Regions from separate parts of the Homo sapiens genome. Here all the other regions are linked to region 2. The links are chromatin loops, found by intact Hi-C in ENCODE. Cell type or tissue: PC-3. All regions are shown on one strand. Region 1 overlaps ZBTB25 (zinc finger and BTB domain containing 25). Region 2 has its middle 53 kb from the start of SYNE2. Region 3 overlaps SYNE2 (spectrin repeat containing nuclear envelope protein 2). Region 4 overlaps SYNE2 (spectrin repeat containing nuclear envelope protein 2).

Region 1 (2,500 bases), 680 kb after region 2:
ACACGGAACCTCCTGAAACTTGTTAATAACACAGACCAGACAAGGGATGACGACCACAGTGGGTGAGAGCCATCTTCTCCAGCCCCCTGGCACAAGCCTCTCCTGTTTCCAGGACAGTGGGAACACACCATTTGTACAGAGAATCTCTCTTGGAGGACTGTCATTCCTTCAGACGTTTGACATGAAAGGACACCATGGTGTTCCAGTAGCTTAATACTTTATTATTTTGATACAATATCACCAAATTGTTTCAATGAAAAACGTTTCAAACAGCGGAAGAGAATGTATCTGAGGGAGAGTGGGCTCATTTTCCAAGTTGGCTTATCAGCTGTAAAATAAACTTAGGAGAAGCAACTGGTGATTAGGTACAAAGTCCTAGGATGATGAGAATAATATTGTAATCAGAAATGAAGGGGGAGGCAGGCTGTATTCACTTAGTATTGGAAGGTGAGAAGAGCTGAAGGTAAGAAAACTCTTAACTTATTCAGAATGGAATGGGTTGGAAAGTATGAGAGAAGAAAGTCAGTTGTTGAACCACAGTTGGAAAAGAAAGTAAATTTCAGTAGGTAACATACCTCATAGATTGTGGATGTACAAAAAATGAACAAAAGGCAAGAAAGGAGCAAGGGAGCGTATTTACTCAAATGTCCTTCAATCTATGTCTTGACCAGGCAGAACACCAAAAACTGAGTGTGATGCCTGATTAAAAGAGCCCAAATTCCAAGGCCTCACAGTTAATGGCTTGGAAAAATCTTCAGAAATGCTCAATGTAGCACAATAATGTGATATTTTAAAAAGTTATCTGCTGAGATATGTACATGTAAATCAGAAGCATCTTGATTAAAGAGGGATGTCAAGATATTGCAGTACCTTATGAAATTTTAAGAAAATTCTCATTAGTCTTGACTCTATAAAGCATGATCCAAAAGTAGCTAAGCCCTAAATAATATTTACTATTAATAGTAATGCTGAATTCAAGTATAATGAACATTTTTTTAAAGGTACACTGGTGCCACCTTTTGGCCAGATTAAAAATTCACAGAAATTATAACCTACAATCTCAATTTCATGAAGAGACCTCTTTGGGGAGACAATTATTTAGTTCAAACATTATATGAATAGATTCAAAACTGTCTTGCTGATTAATACATCTCTGATTTTTAATAATCACATTTTTTCCTTTTATTTCTAATAATCACATTTTTATCTTTTAAAAGCTGGGATCAAGGATAATACAAATAGAATTTAATTCTGAACACATCTCATACTCCAATACTTGCTCTAAACATGACTAGAATAGAAATCCCCCAAATTGGGTTTCTTTGTATTCTTTTATTCCTGACAGCCATCACAAAACTTACTTTAAGGTCTCAGAAGGGTTGGTCAACCTCAGCTCTAATGACATTTTGAGGTACATATTCTGTATTGCGGGAGGCTGTCCTCTGCACTGAGATGTTTAGCAGCATCCCTGGCCTCCACCTACTAGATGCCAGCAGCAGCCTCCCTCATCGCCCACCCAACTGTGACAACCAAAAACATCTCCACATCGTCAAATGTCTCTATGGGGGGGGATAGCCCTGTGTAATGTTTAATTTTATGTGTCCAAATGACTGGGCCATGGGCTGCCCCAATAGTTAGTCAAACATTATTCTGGGTGTGTCCGTGAGGGTGTTCTGGAGGGAGACAAAATCTGAATCAGTAGACTGCGTAAAGAAGATCACCCTCCCTGATGTGGGTGGCTCTCATTCCATCAGTTGAAGGCCAGAATATAATAAAAAAAGAGACTTTCTCTGGCCTGACTGCTTGAGCTGCAATTATCGGTCTTTTCTTCCCTTTGGACCCAAATGGAAACATCAGCTCTTCTTGAGTTTCAAGCCTGCCAGCTTTTGGACTGGAACTTATGCCATAAGCTCTCCTGGTTCTCAGGTCTTCAAATTCAGATTGGAACATCACTGACTCCCCAGCCTCTCAGCCTCCCAACTGCAGATCTTGGGACTTCTCAGCCTCCATAATTACATGAACCTATTCCTTATAATCAATCAATCTCTTTCTCTCTCTCAGTTCTACCTGTTGTTTCTTTCTTTTTCTGGAGAATCCTGACTAATATACCTCAGTTGAGAACTACTATTGTGGATCATGTTACTGGGGGCAAAAGGCGATACAGTAGACTGTAAATAGAGAAGAAAGAAGCAGCTGGGCGCGGTGGCTCACGCCTGTAATCCCAGCACTTTGGGAGGCTGAGGCAGGTGAATCACAAGGTCAGGAGTTCGAGACCAGCCTGGCCAACATGGTGAAACTCCGTCTCTACTAGAAATACAAAAAATTAGCCGAGTGTAGTGGTGGGAACCTGTAATCTCAGCTACTCGGGAGGCTGAGGCAGGAGAATAGCTTGAACCTGGGATGTGAAGGTTGCAGTGAGCCGAGATCACTCCACTGTACTCCAGCCTGGGCAACAGAGCAAGACTCCATCTCAAAAAAAAAAAAAAAAAAAAAAAAGAAG
Region 2 (2,500 bases):
CTCAAACTCCTAAACTCAAACAATCTTCCCACCCTGTCCTCCCAAAGTGCAAGAATTACAGGTGTGACCCTCTGCATCTAGCTTTCTTGCATACGTCTTATCTAGAAACCTTAACTTGTTTTTTTTTTTTTCTTTTTTTTTTTTGAGACAGTATTTCTCTCCTGTCTCCCAGGCTGGAATGCAGTGGTATGGTCTCGGCTCACTACAACCTCCGCCTCCTAGGCTCAAGCAACCCTCCTGCCTCAGCCTCTCGAGTAGCTAGTACTACAGGCATGTACCACCATACCCAGCTAATTTTTGTATTTTTAGTAGACACGGGGTTTCACCATGTTGGCCAGCCTAGTCTCAAACTCCTGACCTCAAGTGATCCACCTGCCTTGGTCTCCCAAAGTGCTGAGATTACAGGCATGAGCCACCACGCCTGGCCTGAAAACCTTACTTTAATCTCCTTCTCCTATTTTCTGGACTCTACCCTGGGGTCTAAGAGATATTATTTCACTATTATCTCCAAGCATGTTTAAGAGGTATGATTAGAGCAACACCCATCTGTATGGCTACTGTCAAAACAATTCATGAGAGTTCTAATGGAGGGAAAAAAGGTGGGTAGGAACAGGCCTTGTTCGCTTGTCCAAATGGGTTCTGTGGATGCCAGAGATGACCCGATATCCTGCTGAACAACTCTTCATGGGTCCCAGGGTCCTGCTCACACAAGTCACCAAGAACATTTTCTAAATATAGATGCTGGAAACCTTTTCTATCAATGGCACTGACCTGTATTTAGGAAACAAACACTTAAAGGACAAATGTGCTTTGTTTTGTTTTGTTTTTATGAGACAGACTTTCGCTCTGTCATCCAGCCTGGAGTGCAGTGGCGCAATCTCTGCTCACTGCAACCTCCACCTCCCGGGTTCAAGCAATTCTTCTGTCTCAGCCTCCCAAGTAGCTGGGATTACAGGCATGCACCACCATGCCTGGCTAATTTTCGTATTTTTAGTAGAGACGGGGTTTTGCCATGTTGGCCAGGCTGATCTTGAACTCCTGACCTCAAGTGATCTGCCCGCCTAAGTCTCTCAAAGTGCTGGGATTACAGGCATGAGCCACAGCACCCTGCCAATAAATGTTTTAAAACTTTTTTTTTTTTTTTTTTGGCCGGGCGCGGTGGCTCATGCCTATAATCCCAGCACTTTGGGAGGCTGAGGCAAGTGGATCACGAGGTCAGATCGAGACCATCCTGGGCAACACAGTGAAACCCCGTCTCTACTAAAAAAACAAAACAAAACAAAAAAATTTAGCCGGGCGTGGTGGCGGGCGCCTGTAGTCCCAGCTACTCTGGAGGTTGAGGCAGGAGAATGGCGTGAACCTGGGAGGCAGAGCTGGCAGTGAGCCACTGCACTCCAGCCTGGGCGACAGAGAGAGACTCTGTCTCAAAAACAAACAAACAAAAAAGACTTTTTGTTTTTCTAATTGACAAAAACAAAAATGTTTCGTTTATTTGGTAAATTACTCAAGTATTTCTTCCAGTAGATGTCAGTGTCGCACTTGAAAAATGAACTTTCACTTTTATAATATGAAAGTTAAATTCTTTTAGCCCTGGGATGGCATCTTTCTTTCGCTCTAATAGAAGATACTGCCAGATGATCCAGACTGATCTTATCCTCAGATAATTTCCTTCAACGGGACATCAGGAAGGAATTTGTTGTACAGAATTGAAGATTTGGCAAGAAGATCTAGACGCATCCAAAGTCTCCTAGAGAATGACACTTTTAAAATAAGAACTCTAGTTAAAAAACAAACAAACAAAAACTCTTAATTTTCCTGTTAGCCTGTTCATTTGAGGTTCTTTTGGTGAGCCCTTTAACTCTGTGACCTGTGTTATGTTTCCATCCTAGAACAAGCTTTCTTCTGAGGATGAAAGGCAATTAGTCTCTGATTTTCTTACAGAAAGTATAATAATAGGTTTTTTGGTTTTTTTTTTGAGACGGAGTCTCCTTCTGTTGCCCAGGCTGGAGTACAGTGGTGCTCCAGCTCACTGCAACCTCTGCCTCCCACGTTCAAGTGATTCTTCAGCCTCAGCCTCCTGAGTAGCTGGAATTACAGGCATCTGCCACCCAAAGTGGTGGGATCACAGGTGTGAGCCTCCCAAAGAGCTGGGATCTTTTGTATTTTTAGTACAGATGGGGTTTCTCTCTAATTTTGTATTTTAGTAGAGACTAGGTTTCACCATGTCTGCCAGGCTAGTCTCAAAACTCCTGACCTCAACTGATCCGCCTGCCTTGGCCTCTGAAAGTGCTGGGATTATAGGCATGAGCCACCGCACCCAGCCATAATAATACTTCAGTTCAAAAACTAGAATGTTTTGTAGCCATAAAAAAGAAAAAGATCATGTATTTTGTGGGAACATGGATGGAGCTGGAGGCCATTATTCCTAGCAAACTAATGCAGGAACAGAAAACCAAATACCACATTTTCTCACTTGTAAGTGGGAGCTAAATGATGAGAA
Region 3 (2,500 bases), 340 kb after region 2:
CTGCAATCAGAGGGGTGGTGGGGACTGAGCCAAGGGAAAAGGAGAGGGAGTAGGCTCTCCTAGAGCCAGCAGCTGCTGCTCAGTTACAGCCGCCCTTTGCCACATGAGATGCAGACCAACAATTGCTAGGTCTTCCAGTTTTCCCACAGACACTGGCAATCCTGATTATTAGGTAAGATTTCCTGATTTTTCAAACTGATCTTAAGGTCACACAAAACCTATCTGTGAGCTCAGCATGGCCTAATGACTGCCAGCTTGTTTTTTGTTTGTATGCAATAAGTCTATAAAGTTGATTTGGGTTGGTTGGTTGGTTTGTTTTGTTTTGTTTTGTTTTGACACAGTCTCGCTCTGTCGCTCAGGCTGGAGTGCAGTGGCACAATCTCAGCTCACTGCAGCCTCTACCTCCTGGGTTCCAGCAATTCTCCTGCCTCAGCCTCCTGGCTAGCTGGGATTACAGGTGTGCGCCACCAAGTCCCGCCTCAGCCTCCCAAGTAGCTGGGATTACAGGCATGCGCCACCACACCTAGCTAATTTTTTGTATTTTTAGTAGAGAGGAGGTTTCACCATGTTGGTCAGCCTGGTCTCGAACTGCAGACCTCAGGTGATCTGCCTGCCTCAGCCTCCCAAAGTGCTGGGATTACAGGTATGAGCCACTGCATCCAGCCAGTAAGTCTACAAAGTTGAATCTGTGCTCTAGAAATGCAAGATTGGACACCTATCATGAAAGGTAACCAATAAACCATTAATCATGCATCCAGTCAGACTATATAGTCTTGAATGTTGGGAAAGTGTTACTGTTTTATCAGTGGACACAAATGTCAGTTTTAAATGCAGTATTTGTGAATAGCTTGGCAGACTTTATTTTCTAAATAATTCATTCTATGACTTTACTTTTTATTAGCAAATAAAAAGAAACATTGGTGGAAAACACGCCCGGCTTTACCAAACTCTGAACGAAGGCAAACAGTTGGTGGCGTCTGTGAGCTGTCCTGAATTAGAGGGCCAGATCGCAAAACTGGAAGAGCAGTGGTTGTCCCTGAACAAGAAAATTGACCATGAGCTCCACAGGCTGCAAGCTCTTCTCAAGCATCTGCTCAGGTCAGCCTTTTTGGGGGTGGATTGGCTTCATATTGTGCTGTGAAGAAAGACCTCGGGGATTCTGTAGTCAACTAAATTTTACCTGCAACCCACCTTATGCTGTTTTTTCTTGGGCAGTCTAAAGCAGTTGGGTCCCTCTTCTGGGCTAAACGCGATGTAGAATCTCTGATGGTTTGCTAGACACAGTATAACATGTAATCAGTTTGCTGTGATCGTTTTTTCTTTTCTTTTCTTTTCTTTTCTTTTTTGTTTTTAAGGAGGCAAGGTCTTGCACTGTCACCCAGGCTGGAGTGCATGGAGTGCAGCAGCACTATCATAGCTCACTGCAACCTTGAACTCCTGGACTCAAGCGATCCTCCTGCCTCAGCCTCCCAAGTTGGTGTGACTACAGGCATAGGCCACCGTGCATGGCTAATTTTATAAAATTTTTTGTAGAGATGGGGTCTCACATTGTTGCCCAGGGTGGTCTCAAGCTCCTAGCCTCAAGCAGTCCTCCTGCCTCAGCTTCCCAAAGTGCTGGGATTACAGGTGTAAGCCACTGCACCCAGCTAGTTTACACATTTCTATAGAAGCTAGGAATTATGTTATAAAATAATATATAGGTTACCTTTATACCATGATATTGCTCTTTCCAAAAGTTTTAAAATTAAAAAAATTAAATGATTTTAGCTAACAGAATAGTTTGAAATAGGCTTTTGAGTTCTTTGGAGAATTTGTTGTGCTTAGTTGGTATAATCTTGAACCGTGTGAGGAAGGAGGAGAACATAGAACATTTAAACATCATTCTCATCCCTGCATCTTAATCTAAGGCAGTTTAAAAGTTACAAGAAGGGCAGAATATTGTTTGAATATTTTCACTACCTCGGGCAAATACGTTGGGTGTTCAGCCAGCAGCAGTTTGTTGTTATACAGCTTATACAAATGCTGGTTGTGTGTGTGTGTGTGTGTGTGTGTGTATGTATGGTGTGTGTGTGTGTGTGTGTGTGTGTGTGTGTGTATGTAATTTTATTTATTTTTTGAGACAGGGTCTCACTGTGTCACCCAGGCTGGAGTGCAGTGGCGTGATCGTGGCTCACTGCAGCCTTGACCTCCTGGGCTCAAGTAATCTTCCCACCTCAGCCTCCCAAGTACCTGGAACCACAGCACATGCCACCACGCCCTGCTAATTTTTGTATTTTTTGTAGAAATGGGGTTTTTCCATGTTGCCCAGGCTGGTCTCAAATTCCTGGGCTCAAGCCATCCTCCCACCTTGTTACCCCAAAGTGCTGGGATTACAGAAGTGAGCCACTGTGCCTGACCTATATTTTTAATATAAACAAATTTATAGAAGACATTTGATGGATAAAAATCTCTGTTCCTTCATTGGGTATACTTTTGTGTAGCTGTAATAAGAAATAAAGAA
Region 4 (2,500 bases), 210 kb after region 2:
TACTAAAAATACAAAAATTAGCCAGGCATGGTGGCACTTGCCTGTAATCCTAGCTACTTGGGAGGCTGAAGCAGGAGAATTGCTTGAATCCAGGAGGCGGACGTTGCAGTGAGCCAGGATCACACCACTGCACTCTAGCTTGGGTGACAGAGCTAGACTCTGTCTCAAAAAAAAAAAAAAAAAAAAAAAAGAGAATAGATATATAAACACCCTGTGACTTGCTGAATTAATATTGAAATAATCTGCCAGAGTTATGTTAAAGGGGCTCTGTTTTCTGAGATGTCTTTTGGTTAATGATGAAATTGAGATGCTGATTCCTTAGGGTGATGAATCTTGTGTTTCTTTCTAGACCTTACATCTGGTAACTTTTTAATGTTCACCTAGTGACAGTACTAATCTAGAGATTATGCCATCTATTTGCCAGATATATTGATGTGCCATCATTCTTAGGTTAAATTGGTAAAAAGTATTAAGAACCACATCAAGAGGAAAAGTCCTTTACACCTTATTCATCATTTATGTGGGATACTTGCAAAGAGAAAGAACGGTTTTGCTATTTTTGGACATTTAGCTATTGTATATTTTTCTATTCTTAGTCTTGAACAATGTGGGAGAGTTTTGGAGCTCTTAAAACAATATCAGAATTTTAAAAGCATCTTGACAACTTTGATTCAAAAAGAAGAGAGTGTCATCTCCCTGCAGGCTTCGTACATGGGAAAGGAGAACCTGAAGAAAAGGATAGCAGAGGTGAGTCCAGGTTCCATTAGAAAAAACTGCCCAGTGACCTCACTGACAGGCCTGGTAGTAAAGAGATATTATAGATTAAGTCTTTTTTGAAACTTCGTTTAAAAGAAGTTACTAGTGACCCTATTTTACCAGGTATCTAAAAATTTGTTGTATTCATCACCAGGGCTGGAAAAAAGAAACAGTCACCAAGTTGATGGTGGGTCACTTCTGTTTGGGTTTTGATGCTGGGGCTGTGTTTCTGCTCACCCCTGCTGCCACCTCTGTGAGGTTGTAACAGCCTTTGCACTGACTTTCTGTTTACAAGGAACCTGACCCTTCATTGCAGGCTTGACAGAAGGAAGACGGTGGGAAAATCCTCTCTGTTGTTAGTAGAGTGAGGAAAAATTAGCTTTTATTTACTGATTTTCTGTGAAGATGTGCAAGCTTATTACCACTTTGCTCCATCTATGTTTATATTCTAAGAAGAGTAATATTTTTGGACACTAGGTGTCATTATTTTCTATGGTTTTATGTGGTTATCAACCAGAGTGGCAGAAGAATGGAATAGTTAGAAAAGAATATACTATACTGCACTATATGACTCTACACCAGAAAGTTTCTTTCTTCCCTCCCCTCCCCTCTCTGTGATTCTCCTGCCTCAGCCTTTCAAGTAGCTGGGAATACAGGTGCGCAACAACACGCCCAGCTAATTTTTGTATTTTTAGTAGAGACAGGGTTTCGCCGTGTTGGCCAGGCTGGTCTCAAACTCCTAACCTGAGGTGATCTGCCTGCCTCTGCTTCCCAAATTGCTGGGTTTATAGGCATGAGTCACCACGCCTGGCCTTTTTCTATTGATTTTACGAGTACTAAGCTAAAGTGCTGTCAGGGTGTTAAAAGTATGTGAAATGTAGTTTGCTTGATATACTTGGAGGTTGGAAAGCAATTTTATTAAACTTTCCAGTTGTCAAGAGCAGCATCAGTGAAAGCTTAAATAGGACAATTTAGTCCTTATCTAGAACTATTAACCCTGAAGCTCAAATGACACCCAGAGTGTCAGGAATGGCCCTTGTCTGGGACCCACTTTCTCAGACTTAGTTTCTTAGAGCTGGCCAGTCGGAAGCAGCCCTGTTTAGATACCAGCTGTACAGTATGTGACTGTGTAGCTGATTTCTTGTCAGACTTAATCAAAGTTGTCAAGACCATGAGCAGATAGTCACAGTTGCTTAGATGTAACCTGTCTGGTTCCCTCTGGTGGAGGCAGCTTTTGGATTTGGCTCATCTTGGGATCTAGAAGGGTCCTGTCCTCTTTCAGTAGATTTAAAGAGCTCTGGTTTCCTAGGTTCTTAGAGAATCCAGCATGTTCAGCCTTACCAGATCCTCTCGGGCTTGTGTCCCAGTTCGCATAGCCACCCTTCTGCCGTGTCCCCGATAGCAGTCTCCTACCTTGTACTCTTGTTTTAGGATCAAAGTCTCTGCCTTATTCAACAGACCTTGAGACCCTTCCTTGTATGCTGCCCAGATATCTAGTCCCTCTTGACTTGCAGCTTTTCTTGTTCATGCAAATCCTCCTCACTTCTGGCACCTTTCCTTAGCCCTGTTTTGATAAGTGTCAGTTATGATGCCCCATGCTGCGTGTGGCCTGTCTGCTGCTCTTCCCACTACCCCATAACTGTATAACCTTATAACTATAAACTATACTTTCTAGATAAGTTACTTATCTGACTAATAAACTTCTTCTTGTCACCTCCAGGGAGCTGACTCCATTCCTGGGTGA

What was found. Peaks named below come from ENCODE experiments on the same cell type or tissue, not always from the same donor. Only the 100,000 strongest peaks of a DNase experiment are listed, where the experiment ranks them.
Region 1: it touches region 2 in a loop (3-fold over the local background); 3 of 110 quality-filtered maps call a loop at or near these places.
Region 3: it touches region 2 in a loop (2.7-fold over the local background); 3 of 110 quality-filtered maps call a loop at or near these places.
Region 4: a loop joins it to region 2, with 6 times the contacts of the local background. A loop is called at or near these places in 6 of 110 quality-filtered maps.

The regions. Positions count from the first base shown.
Region 1 is chr14:64,477,851-64,480,350 of GRCh38, forward strand. ZBTB25 (zinc finger and BTB domain containing 25) reads right to left here. Exons shown (of 3, transcript NM_006977.5): 3 at 201-2,500. Among named protein-coding and RNA genes, the nearest start is that of AKAP5, 14 kb to the left of the region's middle. In PC-3, a CTCF peak has its summit at 1,030 (motif pointing left); no DNase peak of the experiment used is centred here.
Region 2 is chr14:63,798,267-63,800,766 of GRCh38, forward strand. It overlaps a transcript of SYNE2 not described here. Among named protein-coding and RNA genes, the nearest start is that of SYNE2, 53 kb to the right of the region's middle. In PC-3, a CTCF peak has its summit at 1,506 (motif pointing right); no DNase peak of the experiment used is centred here; H3K4me3 peaks cover 1,101 bases.
Region 3 is chr14:64,136,886-64,139,385 of GRCh38, forward strand. It overlaps SYNE2 (spectrin repeat containing nuclear envelope protein 2), which reads left to right. Exons shown (of 116, transcript NM_182914.3): 79 at 902-1,098. Among named protein-coding and RNA genes, the nearest start is that of MIR548H1, 43 kb to the left of the region's middle. In PC-3, CTCF peaks have their summits at 970 and 1,173; a DNase peak (open chromatin) is centred at 986.
Region 4 is chr14:64,009,370-64,011,869 of GRCh38, forward strand. It overlaps SYNE2 (spectrin repeat containing nuclear envelope protein 2), which reads left to right. Exons shown (of 116, transcript NM_182914.3): 32 at 597-747. Among named protein-coding and RNA genes, the nearest start is that of MIR548H1, 85 kb to the right of the region's middle. In PC-3, a CTCF peak has its summit at 1,233 (motif pointing right); no DNase peak of the experiment used is centred here.